3 separate regions of the Mus musculus genome follow, and all the other regions are linked to region 1. Evidence: chromatin loops called from intact Hi-C (ENCODE). Cell type or tissue: heart. All regions are shown on one strand. Each heading gives the region's core, and the rest is flanking DNA. Links, peaks and the distances in the headings are about the cores only.

Evidence for each region. Peaks named below come from ENCODE experiments on the same cell type or tissue, not always from the same donor. Only the 100,000 strongest peaks of a DNase experiment are listed, where the experiment ranks them.
Region 2: it touches region 1 in a loop (2.2-fold over the local background); 8 of 42 quality-filtered maps call a loop at or near these places.
Region 3: it touches region 1 in a loop (2.6-fold over the local background); 8 of 42 quality-filtered maps call a loop at or near these places.

What each region holds. Positions count from the first base shown.
Region 1 is chr2:72,199,891-72,206,120 of GRCm38, forward strand. It overlaps Rapgef4 (Rap guanine nucleotide exchange factor (GEF) 4), which reads left to right. Exons shown (of 31, transcript NM_001204165.1): 15 at 1,158-1,273; 16 at 5,765-5,853. Among named protein-coding and RNA genes, the nearest start is that of Map3k20, 83 kb to the right of the region's middle. In heart, for the core only: a CTCF peak has its summit at 3,905 (motif pointing right); a DNase peak (open chromatin) is centred at 3,921; H3K4me3 peaks cover 532 bases; H3K27ac peaks cover 2,372 bases.
Region 2 is chr2:72,101,478-72,107,707 of GRCm38, forward strand. All of the region lies in intron 4 of Rapgef4 (Rap guanine nucleotide exchange factor (GEF) 4), which reads left to right. Among named protein-coding and RNA genes, the nearest start is that of Gm29940, 50 kb to the left of the region's middle. In heart, for the core only: no CTCF peak of the experiment used is centred there; a DNase peak (open chromatin) is centred at 3,284; H3K27ac peaks cover 1,198 bases.
Region 3 is chr2:72,092,938-72,099,167 of GRCm38, forward strand. All of the region lies in intron 4 of Rapgef4 (Rap guanine nucleotide exchange factor (GEF) 4), which reads left to right. Among named protein-coding and RNA genes, the nearest start is that of Gm29940, 41 kb to the left of the region's middle. In heart, for the core only: a CTCF peak has its summit at 3,580 (motif pointing right); a DNase peak (open chromatin) is centred at 3,594.

The sequences.
Region 1 (6,230 bases), core at 834-5,833:
AGACCCTGTCAGTAATAATGATAATAGTAATAAATTTTATACCATTGAATAATATAGGAAAATGTATCATAGGAATTTGATGTTATCCTTACCTGGTTTCATTTAAAATGGAAGCCAAATATTAAGAAAAAGTAGTAAAAAAATTTTTTAGAGTAAATAATATAAAGTATTTTAAGGTAAACTTCAGACTAACTCTAAAGTTTACACCCATGGGGTTGCCAAAAATAAAAAAAGCATTTGAAAGAGTCATATTAGAACCATTTTATCACTGAAATTTATAAAGCCATTCAACCTAACTGAGAAAGGCTTGGATCACATTTCCATTTGATTTTGAAAGAACTGTTCTTGGGGCTGGGGAGATGGCTCACTGAAGTGTTTGCCATGAAAACATGAGAACTTGAGTTCAGATTCTTGGAACTCACCTAAAAAAAACAAAACAAAACAAAACAAAAACCCAAAAAAAACAAAAACAAAAAAAAAACAAAAACAAGCACATGGGGTGCCTCTGTAACCCTGGTGCTGGGACATCAGAGTCAGGTAGACCCATGGGGCTCACTGGCCAGCCATTCTAGTCAAATCAGAGAGCTCCAGGTTCACTGAGAGACTCTAAAAATACCTAAGGTGGAGATTGGGTGAGGCCTAGGCTCCTGGCTTCTGCATGCATGCTTGCACAAGAGGACTGCACACAAAGAAACAAGGATGTGCATAGACCCGCACATGTCCAAGTCGGAACAAAACAGTTGCTTAATTAGACAGAGTTGCCACTCCTACGGATCATATAAGAGAAAAGGACTCTGCTGAAGCAGAGTACTGTTTGTCACATATTTTTAGAAAGAATAAATGCCTCTGCCCCACCCCCACCCCAATTCTCTACTCCATGCCCTTCCCCCAGAGATTTCACAGAGCATCAACAGCACACCAGAACTCCTCTGGAGTTTTTCCTGAGACTATGGTAAAAGCAGTTTTTAAAAGCACATGCTTCAAACCTCATCTGGTCCTCCCTCTGACCGTTCCAGCCCTTGACTTTGAAAATGGCTTAATTTGTAGACGCGACAATTAACATCACAAGCACCAAATGAGTTTCTGAAGCCTTGGAAATTTCTGTCATTGTCTGAGTGAACGGCAGCATCTGTATGTGGTATAATTTGTGTTTGCAGGACGTTGAGGCGAATACAGTCAGACTTAAAGAACATGACCAAGATGTCTTGGTACTGGAGAAGGTCCCAGCAGGGAACAGAGCTGCTAATCAAGGAAACTCACAGCCTCAGCAAAAGTATGTTTGCATCCAACACTGTAATTGCCAGACTATGATTAACCTTTTCACATGGCATCGTTTCTACAATAGCATGTTCTCCTTTTTGTGGAAGACGGAGTGTGGGTGACTTTTTTTCTCTCTCTCTATTGACTAATCACACATCTTGTGGCGTATAATGTATCCATTTCTGGCACTACATGGAGCTTGGTGCTGGGTAGAGACATACTCTGAGAGTATTGTCCTGCTCCAAAGCCTCTCCCTCTATACTGTTCAGCCTTAACAGCCTCAAAGAGAAGATCCCCAAGAGAACAATGCCAGGCAGTGCAGGGCGCAGGCCCCAGTGATGAGACGCTGTGGTATTTGAATGCCCTGGGGAAGTTTCAGATAAAGTGTTTTCCCTTTGCTCTCAGAGTGACTGAGGACACGGATGAGACCCTGATTTTGAGTAGAAAACATGTCGTCGCATTGAACTCCTGGCCACCCATTCTTGCCAGTGTCAAATGGAAGTCTCACTTCACATTTCTGGAGCTTCCTGTTTGTTTAACTGGGGTCGTTTCCGGAGCACCCGGGCTCCGTTTCAGCGTTTGCTGTAACTCCCTTCCTAAGACTGTTGCACAAAATGTACCAACATTTGTGTGGTGAGACAAGAGACTTAGCAGTGAGCCTCTAGGAGATCGGGGCTTGCTGTTTTTTTAAGTGGGGATTCATTTCCAATCTGTGTATAAGAAAAGCAGATGAATGTTTGTTTACTAAGGAAACATCACCAAATAATATGTTGAGGGAGCATTTCCCTTTGTTGGCAAGTACAGTGGGGTTCCCTTTATCAGCGCGCTCACCCAAACTGATGAGTTCCTATTGTTTCCACTAAAAGCCTATGACTCCGATGTTTTCATCTGGGTAAGTCAACATATTTGAGAAGAAGACAGGAAGAAACATATTATTAAATAAGCACTGTATGCTTTGTAGATTGTCTCTAATCCTTACAACAACCCTGTTTAAGGGATGGAGGCATTTCGCTTGCTCAAGGACTCCTTAAACCCATGACTCTCAACCTTCCTAACACTGTAGCCCTTCAGTACAGTTCCGCATGTTGTGGTGACCTCCAACTGTAAAATTATTTTTGTTGCTACTTCATAACTATAATATTGCTACTGTCATGAATCTGAATGTAAATATCTGATATCTGACCCCTCTGAAGGAGCTGACAACCCACATTCCCCCACCCTGAAGAGGTTATGACTCATAGGTTGAGAACCACTACCTTAAAGGGAAGTTCAACTTGGCCGCCTTCCACACCTCTGGTCCCCATTCTTCCTAGATTCTCTTATCAAACGAGAGTAGTGTGCTGCATGGGTGACAAAATACGCAGAGTGGGGGCTTGCATCAGGACATATCCATCTGTCTCACGCCCGTGGGAATTCCTTACACAATACAGAATGGCTACTATTTATGTCACAGTTACTATCAGTAAATATGAGGTGCTATCTGTAAGTCTTCAGTTCGAGGTGCCTTCCCCTTTATGAATTCAGTGGAATGAAAACTCAAACCAAAGGTGATAGAAGAGACTGTGTGTCTGACTTTTATTTTAATACTGTACCGGTTTTCTACTGGTGTCCTGCCATCCGGTCCAAATTTCTTACATAATTTAAAGATAATGCACGTGTGAACATTTGTAGCAAGCTATTTGTATCGTGCACTGGGTACAAAAGAATACACCACAAAGTCATCTTCCAAAAGAACGCAAAGCTTCTCTCTCCTAAGAGGTTACTTCCCCAGACTGACTGGAAATAAAAGGAGAGCCTGGGAGTAAATTTTATGGCTGATGTTCTCATCAACCTTAACAACATATCAACAACCGTGTCTGCAGACACACAGTTGAGGGTATCTGTCTCTGTGGAAGTTGTTCTTTTTAAACTCAGAGAACATCATCACATTGGTGGCAATAATGTTATTTTTCTGATTTATGCCCCGCCCCATCCCGAGAAACCTAGGTTAGTTTATGTATACACTTGAAGCTTGAAAAACTGCCTGACTCTGCCCAAGCCACTGAACAGTGGATGCTTCATGGATGCTGATATTAAGTCAGTGGTCTGGATGATGCAGTTACCATGATACCCACTTTGGGGGATGTCTTGGTCCCTGGGTTGTGAGAATTCAGTAATTTGAGACGATTGTCCTGTTCATGTTGGGGCCATGCCCTTTTCTTTAGACTAGTTTTCCTGCTCAACAGTCCCCAGCTTGTTCACAGGAAGAGCAGCAAAAAAGTTCCTCCACCCCTGGCCCTTGCTTTGGTTGTTCTAAATGCAGACTTGGTATTAGGGAAAAAATTTTCTCTCACAAGTTTAAAACAACCTGCTGACTGATACAATGTAGCCAACTGGGGTGAGTTTTTGATCAGAACGGGAGTAGCTTCTGCTTGCCATAAACTGACAAAGGTTGTGCCATCTGGTCTCAATCGCTCTTAACCCCTATAGAGCAAGGGCTCAGGTCGTAGACACCTGCCTGTTTCTGGTATGATGTAAAGCCAGAATCTGGTGTTTTGGGCAAAACTGGGGCCATCCAGAGGTTTCTAAGCCCTCTTTTCCTCTTCAGTCCCCTGCCCCCACTCCTGAGTTCTGTGGCAAATATAGGCTGGGTAAGGAAAGCACAGAGCTGAACCACTAGAGGGCGTCAGGGACCAAAGAAAGATCTTGTGGGGTGTGACTGGCCAGCCAGGCAAAGCCTGAAAGAAGACACTTGCTCTCTGTTGAGGTGACAGCTTGTGTGGCTTGCCCGTGGGTCTTTTGTCTACGTGATCAGGCGGAACACCCTACCTAAGGGAAGTCCAAACAAGGAGAGCCAGAGAATAAACAAAGTGCTTCAGAATGGAAGTTCTGACAATCCGACGCGTAGCCCGTGGATCTCGCTATCCAGACAACACGTGAAGTAACAGGCTCATTCAGGGGTCAGTTAAGGAGTGCATTTATACCCTTATTCAAATAAAAACTGCTTTCGAAAGCCTCCTTGAAGAGGAAGACTTTTAATTACACAGTGAATTTCCTGTTCAAAATGGGCTGTTGACAGCCAGACCTGGTCCCTTCTACACATAGAGCATCTTGCTGCATAGGCAAACAAAAACAAACATCAAACAAACAAAAATCAGCCGCACAGTCGCATTCTCTAGTGTTTGCCAGTTTCTCCACCTGCAGTGTAGAGGTGGTATTAACTAGCAGGAGCAAGTAAACAAGGAGCCTCATTCCGCACCCACCTCATTGTTGGGGACATAGTAAACACCAGAAAGGTGTAGAATACTCTCCCCACTCCGCTTCCCGATTTATCTGGCCATACGCTCCTCCTCATGTAGAGAGTCCTGTTCATATATTCGAGCTGTGCCTCCGTAGGAGAGCACTTGCCTAGCGCTCATACGGCCCGGAGTTCAACCTCCAGGGCTGCCACACTTGCTCTGTCCCCATGTCCTCAGGATCGTCTGCTATCACTTCTCGTCCATCCCTCAGGCAGGAGGTAAGACCCGCTGATGCTGATGAGGGGCTCTTGCCATCTCTATGCACCTCCTCCACAGCCTCGAGCAGGCAAGAAAGGCACAGAGGTGAAGGGGCTAAGGAAGCTGGGTTTGCTCCGAGCTCCATCCTGTCTCTGCTTCCTGAACACGAGAGAATGCTCTTTGCATTGTTATATTCCCTTCCCATCATCCCGCCAAGCAGGAAGGCAGGGTCTGGGTGCTACTGGGGATACCTACACGATCTTCATGTGTTCTGCCCATCTACAGCAAGCGCTTACACTGTCTGCATTCCGACTTTAACTCACGTTCAATCTCAAAATCAACTTGCTCTTGTTGATTGGAGGGTTGGAGGGCACCCCGAATAGATCCCTCAAAATAATGACTAACGCAGCCCCCTAAAATAATTCGTAATTGATATTGAGTAATTTGCATCCAGGTTTCTGCTTCTGATCTAATTCCTGTCCGTGATGCCCCCCGGGTTTGTTTGCTCACTGGTACTTGGGCCTTTTGGTTTCCTTTGCTTTATTATTATTAGAGGATTTCCAAAGCGCGTAGCAGTGCGGAGGTGGAAAGGAGGAGCGTTCCAGAAATCAGCATGAAAATCCAGTGTGACACTGACATTTCTGTGTCCACTGTCCTGTCCTCCCTCGCTCCCCTCCCTGCCCTGTGCTGCCTCAGGTTCATCTCCCTGACTTGTCTCAGTCGCAGCTATGGGAGCTGCTTTCTCAGCTGCATCTTTAGTTCTAGGTAGGGGGAGGGCGGAGAACATTTCTAGTAACTGCATCTACTGACTGTTTTTCTACAGCCTTCTTGTGTGCTTAGGCGAGGTACGTGGTCTTCCTCACTACAGGGAAGTTACTAGTCACAAGTAGTCCGTATGTTTGCCCAGGATCTTGTTTTTCAAAAAATATCTACATCGGTAATTTGTTTCTCCTAATGCATTACTCGCTTTTGTAAGAAACTAATGGTCTTTTTTTTTTTTTTTTTTTTTTTTTTTTCTTCTTGTCCAGGTATACTGTGATGTCAGGAACACCTGAAAAGATTTTAGAGCATTTTCTAGAAACAATACGCCTTGAGCCATCGTTGAATGAAGCAACAGGTAAGAAGGGATCTGTAGCTCCACTGAATCCACGGGTAGAGATGTGAGAGAGAAATCCGCTTTGACTCCCAGTCTACACTGCCAAGGCAACCCTAGAGGGTGCCGTAAGCATCCAGTTTTAAAGAGCATCCCCAGATGTGTGTGTGTGCAGAGAGCGGTCTTTCCCTCACTGCAATGGAGCTTCATTCAAGCACATGGGCCTTTCCTAGATATCTGCTTTCATGACTTTCAGTTCTCCCGGCACACACAAAAGTATCCGTTAGGCCACCATCTAAAACCAGTCTCTCCCCGTAGCACATTTGAAGCTGCCCACATCAAGAATAAATGGTGCTCTCTCTCTCTGTGGTTGTGGAGTTTCATTCCACAGTGAACTGAAT
Region 2 (6,230 bases), core at 881-5,880, 98 kb before region 1:
AAGGCTGTAAGCCTGGTGGTCTGAATTCAACCCAGTGACCCATGTGGTGAAAGAAGAGAGCCAATTCCTATTGTTGTCCCCTGATGTCCACATGCATGCAGTGGTATGTGGTCAGTGTGTGTGTGTGTGTGTGTGTGTGTGTGTGTGTGTGTGTGTGTATGTGCCCATGTCCATCCTGTCCTTTAGGGAATGAGCACCTAGTTAAATTTTATAGAGATTTTTATGCTTCCATTAAAAAAAATCTTATTTGTTTCCATTAAAAAAAATCTTTAGGGTTTTGCATCCCTCTTATGTAACTCTTGCCTGCATTGGTTTAGAAAAGGATTTATTTTCCTTTGCCTGTTATAGAGAAGCCACAGCCTTGCAGATGAAGCACAGGTTTGGGGTTGTGGTTTGGGTAACAACACACTGAAGTCCTCCTAATTAATTATCAGTGGTCATAGTTTCTTTAAACTGCAGTAGATTACTCTCCATTGATGAATAGCAGCAGAAGTGTATGCTGTGTGCACAGATATGGCTGGTGAGGTTGCGTATCTTCATGTCCGTTTCCTATCCCTGATGCAACTTTATAACCTCTCCTGCCTGTGGCTTGAGATGTAAGCTCAGAAGCAAGTCTTTGCAGAGCCAGCCAGCTGAGGACAGACTGTGTGTTGTGCTTTGCAGCATGAGCACCCAGGAGACTGCGGCTTTGATTGAAACTTTTGAAATGTGTTGAAAAGAGTTCTTGTACCTTGAATACGGTTCTACAGTTTGGTGTACTTCTAGAACTGACAAAAGAGTCAGCATCACAGGTTACTTAGATAACCTGCTTCAGTGTAGCATTTCCAGTGCCCACGGCTTCAAATGCAGAGATATTTTTCTAGGGAAACGGGAGACATTCCTTCTTCCTCTGGGACTCTGTCCTTAACAGAGTTGCTGGCCCTGCCTGGAACTCTGCTCACCCTGCACGAACTAGAGGCAGGAAGCTTTCTTGCTCAGATGAATCAAAATGGACTCAGTGCCCTTCAAAGGAGAGCGTGTGGAATAGCTTGCCTTACACTTGTAAGGCTGATTTCTGGGGTACAGTGGCTCTTGGCAGTGCCGTGCTATCTGCTGGTGAGGTCGCTGACTGAAGTGAAATGTGGCAGTCATGGGAAATTTCATTTTGAGAACTCTAAGAATAGCCTTGCTGGGACCAGTGTCAGAAGGAGAATAATGGATGTCAAGGCACGAAGTCTGGACTATCTGTGCTCACCTCTGACCCACTTTATCAGAGGTTTTCAGCTGTGACTGGAAATAAGACCTCCATTCCCTAGACCTCACTAAAAGGCATCTCTACATTTTGACAAATGTGTCTACTCTGCTTCCAGTCAAAGGCAATTCCAAGAGGGAGTTAAAGTAGTATTTTGAGATGACAGCCTTGCTCAAGAGGCAAATGACCATCCAAGGCAAGTGCATATAGAAACCAAGGAAGGCATGGTGGCATTGCCAAGCAGTAGAGTAAGTGCTTATGGGCGAAGCCCTGTGTTTTACCCCTAGCACCAAACGACAACCAAGACCAAACCAAAACAACAACTCCAAAACACACCCTACCCCCACCCCAAATGCCAGGCTGTGTCTTGAGAATCACAAACTACTTCTTGAGAAACATCCCTGGAGCAACTGTAACAACAAGGACATTTTTATCTGACCCAGCTCCCTGTTTTCAACTTGTCTGGAAACATTTCCATGTTTCCTATCTAAACCTCAGTAGAGGAGTTATGGCTACCCTGTATACCCATGCATCTAAGACTCTGGTTAAAATGTAAGATGATCTTTCCACGGATGCTTTGAGATCCAAAACATCTCACCTGTCACCCATTGGCACGGCCTCAGGGTGGTCTTGAGTCTCTGCATTTTATAGATAATACAAGTGATGCGAATCTGTTTCCCTTTGGCCTTTCAGCTGCCCCCCTCTTCCTGTTCTACACTGACATACAATCATTCAGAGAAAACTGACACTTTATACAAGACTCCCTTGTTGCCACCGTGCTTTAAAAAAGTTTGGAGTTTAGTTCAAGACCTTGATGCAGCATTGCTCCATGCTGCACCCAAGCCTTGTTCTTCCCCCTTCAATGGACTCTGGCACCTGCTGGAACCGGAGCCCCTCACACCCTTAGGCCCAACTTTCAAATTCAAGATGTCTCCATTCTTCCTGGCAGCTTATATAACCTGAAAAACATAACCATGTGCAGATTTGAAGCCCTTTCTCCATTGCTGCTCCTAAAGCCCTGGAAAGCATTACACACAGGAGACCTTCTGTCTTCTCTGTGATGGAAGGGGACAGGGTGTGACTACCCTATGGATGAGAAAGATGGTGCTGTGTAATTCTGAACATGCTAACAGTCTGCCATATGAATAGATCCCGAATCTGTTGTGTTCTCTCTCTCTAAGACGATTGCTAAGAATAGAGGCAAATAGTTGCTATGAAACTTAGTCTGTGACCCTCTTGTGACTCAGCCAGCATTGCTAATTTGCTGTAGGAGTCAGCTTTCCATTTGTTGGAACAAATTACTGAAGTTAGTGTCCTTTCCTTAGAGTCTGCACTTCATGTGGGTTGACTGTACCTACCTGCTGCATGCATTAAATGAAGCTCAAGGGTAGTTTTTCACACAGGACTAGAGATGGGCAAAGTGATGCTGTGGTTAACTCTCCATCATTTTCCCTTAGGCCTTTTCTATCCAAGCTTCTCCTTCCAGACATGTTTTTCCTGTATCCCCCACTGTACTGGCTGGTTTTGTGTCAGCTTGACACAGCTGGAGTTATCACAGAGAAAGGAGTTTCAGTTGAGGAAATGCCTCCATGAGATCCAACTGTGGGGCATTTTCTCAATTAGTGATCAAGGGGAAAAGGCCCCTTGTGGGTGGTGCCATCCCTGGGCTGGTAGTCCTGGGTTTCTATAAGAAAGCAAGCTGAGCAAGCCAGGGAAAGCAAGCCAGAAAGTAACATCCCTCCATGACCTCTGCATCAGCTCCTGCTTCCTGACCTGCTTGAGTTCTAGTCCTGACTTTTTTAGGTGATGAACAGCAATGTAGAAATGTAAGTTGAATAAACCCTTTCCTCCCCAACTTGTTTCTTGGTCATGATGTTTTGTGCAGGAATAGAAACCCTGACTAAGACACCCACCTACCCCCAAAACGGTGATAAGTTGTTGTTGAGCAGCCCATTGGTGTCTGCATCTCCTATCTTAGCTCGAGACACTTGAGCATCCACCCCAGGTTTCCAGAGGAGTCTATGTGCATCGTTGGAAGAGGCCCACATCCGGCATACTTATCTCTAGAAAAGACAAAAGTTGCTGCTGAGCTTATTGGCACCTTTCCAGATGGCAGAGTGATTATTCCCGAGGGTGACATCTGGGTTGGTTAGCAGTTCTGGGTAGAAGACTCCGGAAAGAGAGAGAGGCCTCATCAAGGCCATTGGGATATACTCGGCTTGGTTGCCTGCTGGAGAACAACAGCAGGCACATCTAGGTGACTGGACCGACTTAGAAGCATTGCCTGGGTGAGAAATCTTGGCTGTTCCCTGTGAAGGGGATGGGGAGACGATCTAATTTTATCAACCAAAAAAGAAAGGCCATTAGCAATAGAAATGGGCAAACTGTGTGTGTGTGTGTGTATGTGTGTGTGTGTATGACAATTCAAAATGAAACAAAAATAAATAAATATCAATACTAGGCATCATAAAAACAACTAAATATGCTTTTCACTCCTCAGACAGATGTTGGAGAAAACCGCTGATAAATACCCAATGCCAGGGAAGCTGGAATTCCTAGCATTTGTAGGTATGGGTGCTAATGTTAATCAGATTTTATAGCTTGTTTGCATACACCATTTACATAACCATTTCTAAGTCTTGCACATATCAAAAAGATGTGCACATAAGAATCTTCTTTTTTTTTTTCCAAGACAGGGTTTCTCTGTATAGCCCTGGCTGTCCTGGAACTCACTTTGTAGACCAGGCTGGCTTCGAACTCAGAAATCTACCTGCCTCTGCCTCCCTAATGCTGGGATTAAAGGTGTGCGCCACCACGCCCAGCAAGAATTTTCTTTGCAGGGATGGAGAGGTAGCTTAGTGCTTAAGGGTACCATGTGCTCTACCAGAAGACCTGGGCTCAGTTCCTAGCACCAACACAGTCACTCACAACTCCAGTTCTGGAGAATCCAATGCCCTCTTCTGGCCTCCATGGGCACCACATGCACCTGATGTAGCAAAGCAGGCAAAACACCCATACACATAAAATACAAAAAGCATCTCCTTTGCTTTGTTATTTATAATAGCAAACAATTGAACAACCATGAACATCAACCAGTGTAAATCATAATTTTTGCCCAAACTGAAAAACTATAAAGCTATTTAACTCCCTGTGAGAGATATATAAATATGTGCCCATCTCTGAGACAGTTCATTCACAACCAGGAAATTATATGACTTAATGGCATAATTTCATTCACTGCAAAGTGAGCCCAAAGCCATGGATGTGTGAGAATGTAGGTAGACGTGAGGATAAACAAACCGAGTTGTGAAATATTCTAAGCTGTCTGTCCTGGGAATAGGAGGGAAGGGCGTAGGGGGTGAAGTGAGACCCTGTGTTTTTAAATTCTGCATATTTCTGACCTTTGACTTTTTTATAAAAAGAATGAATTTATGGATTGTTTATGAAGTCCATTAAACTTTATATAAAAATAGCAAAGTTGCAACTTGGTTTTCTGGGAAAAGCACCCAGAATTACTTCCCAAAGACTCCATTCAGGAAACCACAGGTGGGCGTAATGGAAGTTTTCTCTTTTTATTTTGGTAGTGGTTGGTCTGTTTACATAATTAGGCATGAGAGAGCCCCCCGTACCCCCATCATAGTTCTCCAGAAAACATCCCTGTATTGCCTGTAGAGGAGATACACATAGGAAGCTGGCTGGGCCCACCTCTTATGTGTAGGTTGCAGTGGGAGAGTACTGTGCCCACTTTGTTGGCTGGCCTGGTTATCATTAGAGATGATTAGGCATAAGATGCTGGTCTAGTCCCTACTGTGCACACTCCGTTCTTGGCCTTCAAGCTCAGTGCTCAGTGAAACCAAGTTTTCAGAGTCTTGTTAGCTTCAGTCTTAGGCCAGCAATGATCAGACCTGACATGGCCATTCCCTGGACAGCAGTTATGTTCTTACCTGAACACTACATAATAATTGACAGCCCCTGTGTCAGTCTCTCACTCTGCTCTGCTACCTGCTTCTGGGCAAGAGTTCTGTTTTGTTCATCTCCATATCTATGTATCCATACTATGGTACCCAGTCCAGGACCTGACCCCCCACAAGATGCTCAGCAAGTGACTGTTAGATGAATAATAAAAAGTTTGACTTCCAAGCAACTCTTTTAAACATTTTTATCATTTTACATGTATGGGTATTTTGCTCACCCGTGTGTCTATATACCACATGTATGCCTGGTACCTGCAGAGACCAAATGGGGGTTCTGGATCCTCTGCAACTGGAATTACAGACATTTATGAGCCACCATGTGAATACTGAGAATTGAACGTGGGTCCTCTGGAAGTGTATCCAGTGCTCTTAACTGCTGAGCCATCTCTATAACCACAATGTATATGTAGGTGTCTGTGTGTGTGTGTGTGTGTGTGTGTGTGTGTATGTGTGTGTGTGTGTGTGTGTGTGTATGTGTGTGTGTGTGTGTGTGTGTGTGTGTATGTGTGTGTGTGTGTGTGTGTGTGTGTGTGTGTGTGTGTGTGTGTGTGTGTAGGCCAGAAGACAATTTCAGGTGTTATCCTTTGAGACAAGCCCCCTCAATGGCTTGCAGCTCACCAATTAGGTGAGACTATTTGGCCAGTGAACTCCAGAAACCCTGACTCTTCCCCAGCAATGGAGAATATGGGTTCGGGGGATCAAACTCAGGCCCTCCTGCTTGCAAGGCAAATGGTTTGCCCACCGAGCCATCGGTATAGCCTTCAACTAACTTTTAAATAAGCGAAACGAGTGTTTGCAGTGGTTGGATGTGAGAGAAAAGGCTAGAAACATAGCAGTTAAAACCTGGTGCAGTTCAGGCTGAACACGGTGGCCAGTTTTGTTTGGCATTTACACTTAACGGACAGCGACTCTGCTAGCTCCTCGGCCTCCTGTGACTTACAGACATGGCACTGCTCCCCTGCCTCCTGGGATGCTTCCTGGGGTTCAGTGAGATAAGGATGAAGAGCTTTCCCCGTGGCCACAGC
Region 3 (6,230 bases), core at 881-5,880, 110 kb before region 1:
TATTTTATAGGGAAGTGGGAGGTGAGAGGGATAAATGTGCATTTTAAATTAATAACTCAGTTATTTTGCTAGACTTTTAAAAAATGTATTTATAACAGTATTTCACGTATCCCTGTGAGCTTTTGTTTTGAAAACTGTGTTTGAATATATAAACCAGAGTGCTTGAAACACATTCTATTTTATGACTGGGATGTTTGTATTGTTTCATATCTGTTATTAGACAAAATAATCATAAAGGGTGTTTTCTGTGGACCTTTTTATATTCCAAAATTAAGTACAGATGGTAATTTCCAGCAGTTTTAAAAATTTGTCAATTATTTAATTTAGCATCACTTAAGCATCTGCACAAGGAGAAAGCTGAGACGGCGCAAGGCTGAATGGCTGAATGAACATTGATTGCTAGTCTGAATTGCATCTTTAAAGTTTCTTGCCTCAAATCTCTGATTTCATAGTTTATTTTTACCAAATTAGATTATCATATTTTATTATCGAGACCGTGAATGGGTGGGACTCTCACGGAGCCCACATTCCCGTTAGAGCAGAGCTTCCAGCGCCTGCAGATCCTTGCTGTGAGGGAAATTCTCAAGCCAGCTCGCAGAGAAGATTGCTTAAATAATGCAAGAGCAGGAGAGAGGCGAGATGGAATTTATGGCCCAGACACTGAGATCAAGCTTTTGTTCAGAGGGGAGGACCGTTTAAGTGCGAGCACGTAACATACACCAAGGCTCTGGGGAACTAATGTCACCGACTGAAATTAGTGGCCCCGTGATGCCGTGTACAAGACATTTCAAAACAAGCCTTAAAACAGCCCATTGAACCCATCGTGTGGCTGGCTGGAAGGGAGTAGGGGAAATTTGAAGGGCCAATCAGAAATGGGATCCCCTGCCTGAAAATTTCATGGGACAGAGGGAGAAGAGAGTCCCGCGCACAAGCGAGGGAAGAAGGAGGCTCTAGGAAGCCGGATGTCCGACTGCTGAAATGAAGCATGGCACTCTTGTTAGGAAAGAAACCTTGGCCAAACTGCAGCATTCTATGGACGACATCTTCCATCTTGTCCTAATTAGAGAAACATAGCTGCAGAATCCTAATCTCTTTAATTGTTGATAGAGGAGGCATGTGATTTGCTATAAATACACGGATGCATTCATTTCTGAAATAATGGCTGTTACCAAATATATTAGGCGGACAGGAGTGCTGGACTTGGGAAGCTGTGCTGAGTCGCTGTGTTCGAGAGGTAATGGACCCGTTGAGAATCACCGCACAGCTGGGCCAGCAGCTGTACCCAATGCTCTGTCAAGTTTGGCCTCTAATTTCCTTGAACTTGTCCTTGCTTGCCAAAGTGATGAACATAGCAAGAACTTGCTTAAAATGTGCCGGCTGCAAGTGACAAAGGCTGTTTCCAAGGAGTCTTTGTCAAAGCGGAGAAGTCACCAGCAGCCATGGCCCAGTGAAGTATTGATTAGGCAAGTGAAGTTTTGGGTCATCATAAAAGTGGAAACCAAAGGCAAAGTGGTAGAGTGAGGTGAACAGGAAACACTCAAAGGCAGCTTTGGATTGTTGCATACCAAACTAAAGGACATATGGAAAAATCCCAGAGTAATATCCAGCAATAATTATCCTGTCGTTAGGAAAAGTAAATAGTGCTGTAGAATTGGAAAGGAGCCCAGGAATTGCAACGCCTTTCCCCCTAACAGTGTATTGTTCTGATTTGGGGGGGGGGGCGGAATGGGCCAGAAGGAAGTGTCAGACAAGAGGGAGTTTTATATTAAGAAGCATCCTATGACCAAGCAATGCTAGCCAGGGTGAGAGAGCAGCCGGGCTTGCTTTCCTTCCAAGCCCTCCTCTCCAATACATCAAGGCTTTATTTGCCACCGTGTATCTGCCATGTTCCCTATAACGCCGTAACTAGATTAGAAACTGCGAAGGAAGATGCTTGCATTTATTCGTCTCTCTTACAAGTCTCACCTCTCAAAAACCATTGGGCTTGAGGTTGCTCCTTGATGCTAAACAGATTGAACAAGGAGTCTTTGCCATTTGAGGACTTCATTTACCCATTACAGTGCAGGTCACTTTCTGTCCCTGGATTCCAGAGCTAGGAGCCTGAACCTCTAGGAAATCCAGTTTCTTCGTTTGTGAAGTGAAGACACTGAGGCTCATCTTTCACTGTTGGGGGAGTTAAGGAAGCAGTGCTTGGGTACCCTCGCCTGGGAGGTGTGTCCTGCCCTCCCAAGACAAGAGCGTGTGATTCACCATGGAGACGGAGGGTAGCAAGGAGCTTGGCTGGCAGGAGAGCAAGTGTGCTGGGAGAGCTGACTGGATCTGCAGCAGGGCCTTGGGACAGAAGCTGTGGGGAAATGGCGAGGGGGCTGAGAGGGAGGGACCAAGGAGATCTCGGTGTGGCCATGGGGTGACTTAAGGGTGAAGAAGCAAGAGTGTGAAGAGTCACAATTTGGAGTGACAAGATGTTGGGTTTGATAATGAGCCAAGTGTGATTTATGCAGGCAAGTGTTTTCTCTGAAAATCAAAAAGCTAAAACAATACTGGGCTTCAGCAAATGGGAGGACCAAGAAAACTTAATGAGAGAAGAGATTAGAATGTTCTAGTTGACTTATGTAAAGGGAAAGGAGGTGGGGGGAGAATCAATAATAAGCCAATAATATAGGGCTGTTGCTGACGATAGTGGGAATTGCAAAGGGATGGCTTAAAATGGCAAATCGGTGTTTGGAGTTTTTCCCAGACAAGATGCACAATATCAAATAATAAGGCTGTTCTGAAGTCTTGGAACTTTTAAGTTTTCCTGAGTTAAAAAAAAAAATGCCACTGAAGCGATACAAATAATGTCAGGGTTGGGAAGGACTAGAGCACGGGGAATGGGAAAAAAAATCCCAAAATAGCCTGGTTTGCAAGAGGAAGTGGGAGCCAAAAGATGGCGGTTGACCTTGTGAGACATTTGCCATTCTTTCTGACCTATGAAGAATTATTCCTCGGATGCTTATTGTGACCTTTAAGGAACTCTAGACAAGCATCAGGATTGTCCCATACCCTTAGCAGGCAAACAGGTTGTAGCCCAAAAGTCCTCTTGGACAATATCATAAACACCTCTAGTCCACTTCTTCAAAAGGCTACTCAATCTATGTGGAGGCAGAAATCACATACTTTGCAATAAAAAAAATTAATAGCAAAATGCTTCTAAGGTTAGAAATTAAAATGTTAGTTTTGTTACAATTGCAAAATTAGTTTGTAAGTCATTCACAATGCGGGCCTCTTTCCTGTAACTCTGAGATGCTTCCTTGCCCTTCTTCCCTGCAAGCTGTGTGTTCTATGACTCTCCATGCTTATTACGGTTGAGACTGGTTTTGTAAAGGATTGCGCGCGCGAGAGAGAGAGAGAGGGAGAGAGAGAGAGATAGAGAGAGAGACAGAGAGAGAGCTGGGGTAGCTGGGCAACAAAAAAAGAGAGGAGAGACCTCAAGTTAAAAGACCGAATGAGAAGGAGATGGATGATCTAAAGAGAAATTAATAACGGACAGTGAACACAGAGTGTGTGTCTGGAGAGAGGATTGGACCAACTAGTTCTCAGAGCCGCCACCAGGGGGTGCCTAAGACTCAAAGACAACAAAGTTGTCTCTTGAGTGTGAAGCTGCCTGCATGGCTAAGTACCCTGAGGAATCCCTCAGGGACCCTTTGTGGTGGTACCTCTGCCAGGTTCCCCTGGTCTTGACTTCCTTCTCTGTTCAGTTTGGACACAATTGCTTATCATCTCAACCACTCATTAGCCAGACTATCAATTACCTCCTGTTCTCAACACCTATGTGCAGACCTTTGTATGAGGCCTCAAATTCTGGGCAAAACACACCTCCCCTCATATTCAGTAGATGGCCTCTTCTCTGCAAAGTTCCATTTTGGCTACACTGGTCTCTTGGCCTCTTAGCCCTGGCCACCACTCCTCTTCCCTCTGATTTCTTTCTCCCTTATAGCTATAATACAAGTCTTCTCCCTACTTTTGGATTAGTCATGTCCCTGTACTTTTATTTCATTTTTTGGTTCTGAGTTCTTGTTGGTGCTTTTGTTTGCCACTTGATTTCTTCCATTTCCTGCAACTTTTGCCTTTTCTTTTCTTTTATTAATTATTATTTTATTTATTTATTTACTTATTTAAGATTTATTTATTTATTGTTTGTAAGTACACTGTAGCTGCCTTCAGACACTCCAGAAGAGGGAGTCAGATCTCATTATGGATGGTTGTGAACCACCATATGGTTGCTGGGATTTGAACTCAGGACCTTCGGAAGAGCACTCTCCAGCCCAACTTTTGCCTTTTCATCTTCAGTGTACATGGGATGGGGGACGGCGGCAGGGCAACCACTCCCAATCTTCAAAATTAAACCTTAGTACAAGGAGATAAGTATGGATCGATTCGCATTCTTCTACACGATAACAACCAGTTGTGCCAGCACCAATTGTTGAAAATGCTGTCTTTCTTCCACTGGATGGTTTTAGCTCCCTTGTCGAAGATCAAGTGACCATAGGTGTGTGGGTTCATTTCTGGATCTTCAATTCTATTCCATTGGTCTACTTGTCTGTCTCTATACCAGTACCATGCAGTTTTTATCACAATTGCTCTGTAGTAAAGCTTTAGGTCTGGCATGGTGATTCCGCCAGAAGTTCTTTTATCCTTGAGAAGACTTTTTGCTATCCTAGGTTTTTTGTTATTCCAGACAAATTTGCAAATTGCTCCTTCCAATTCGTTGAAGAATTGAGTTGGAATTTTGATGGGGATTGCATTGAATCTGTAGATTGCTTTTGGCAAGATAGCCATTTTTACAATGTTGATCCTGCCAATCCATGAGCATGGGAGATCTAAAAAAAAAAAAAAAAAAAAAAAAAAAAAAAAAAAAAAAAATAAGTTTGTGTAGAAAACAATCACTTAAAACATTTTTTGTTAATTTACTTTTAAATATTCTTCTGCTTTACTTTAAAATATTATCAAAATACTTAGACTGTATATTTTTTCCTGTTTCCAACTCCTTCCAGGTCCATTTCCTCTCTACACAGCCAAGTTCATGCCATTTCTCTGTCTCCAAAAATTAAGAACAAAAAAATTAAAACAAAATAAATAAATTAACCAAATAAAAAATGTTGCACACCAAAAAAAAAAAAACAAAATTAAACCAAACAACCCCTTCATTCCCCCCACCATACACTTTTATATTCTTTGACCTTGCTTCCTTGTTAGAGTCAAACTTGGTAAAGGAAGTAACAGCATTTGTTGTATCCATTCTGTCCCTTCCCTGACACTCTTCAGTCATGATTTAATTTCTACCCAAGACACTTTATAGACTCGCCACTAGCTGAAGCCATCTGCTGCCTCCTTGTCCTGAATGTAGAGGAGAATCTGTTCTTCCTACAGCATCTGACATTGTAGGTCATGTCTTGAGATGCAGTTTTCTTGTAGCCTCCTTGTGTTCTCCCTTCCTTTCTTTACACGTGGTTGAAACACGGATAAGGTGGTGAACAGATGGCTTGAGAATTAAAAGGCCTTGCTAGGCAAGCATGAGGGCCAGAGTTTGGATTTCAATGTCTACTTGACAAATCATGTATGACCGTGGTGACCTCCAACACCGCGGGGTGTAGAGACAGGAGGTTACAGACTTCCAGCCTAGCTGGGGGGAGGGGAGGCTTCAGACTCAGGGGGAGATCGTGCCTCAAAGTAATACGATAGTGATAGGGGATGAACATAGAATCTCTGCTCTGGCTTCCACATGGGTGCACGTGTACCCCTCTCCCAAATGCATGCATACATCCCCCACATACACTCCCCATAAATAATAAAAATAGCATGGATGATATTTAGGGCACTATTCTTTTCTGATTTTGGCTAGTGGTAGAGAGGGACTCCATCCATTGGTGTGGCTTCTGTTAATGGTCGTGTGGTACTGGTTCCAGTGCTTGGTAACCCTGGACTTACATAGGGAAGCATAGCCTAGATCTCTACCCTGCCATTCCCTCCAAACCTACACCAGTGCAGTCAAGAATCGAGCTTGATCTTGTGCCTTCCTTTTTTTTTTCACAGTATAAGCTTCATGGCATTTGTCCCATGGAACAAAAGCTTTAGAATATTAACGTCTTTTCTGTCTTAAAAATAAAAATACAATTTGATTTTCTGTCCTCGAGATTGTTAAAAGATTCTGCAGAGTACCTGAAAAGACAGCTATGTGTGCTTTGGGTCTT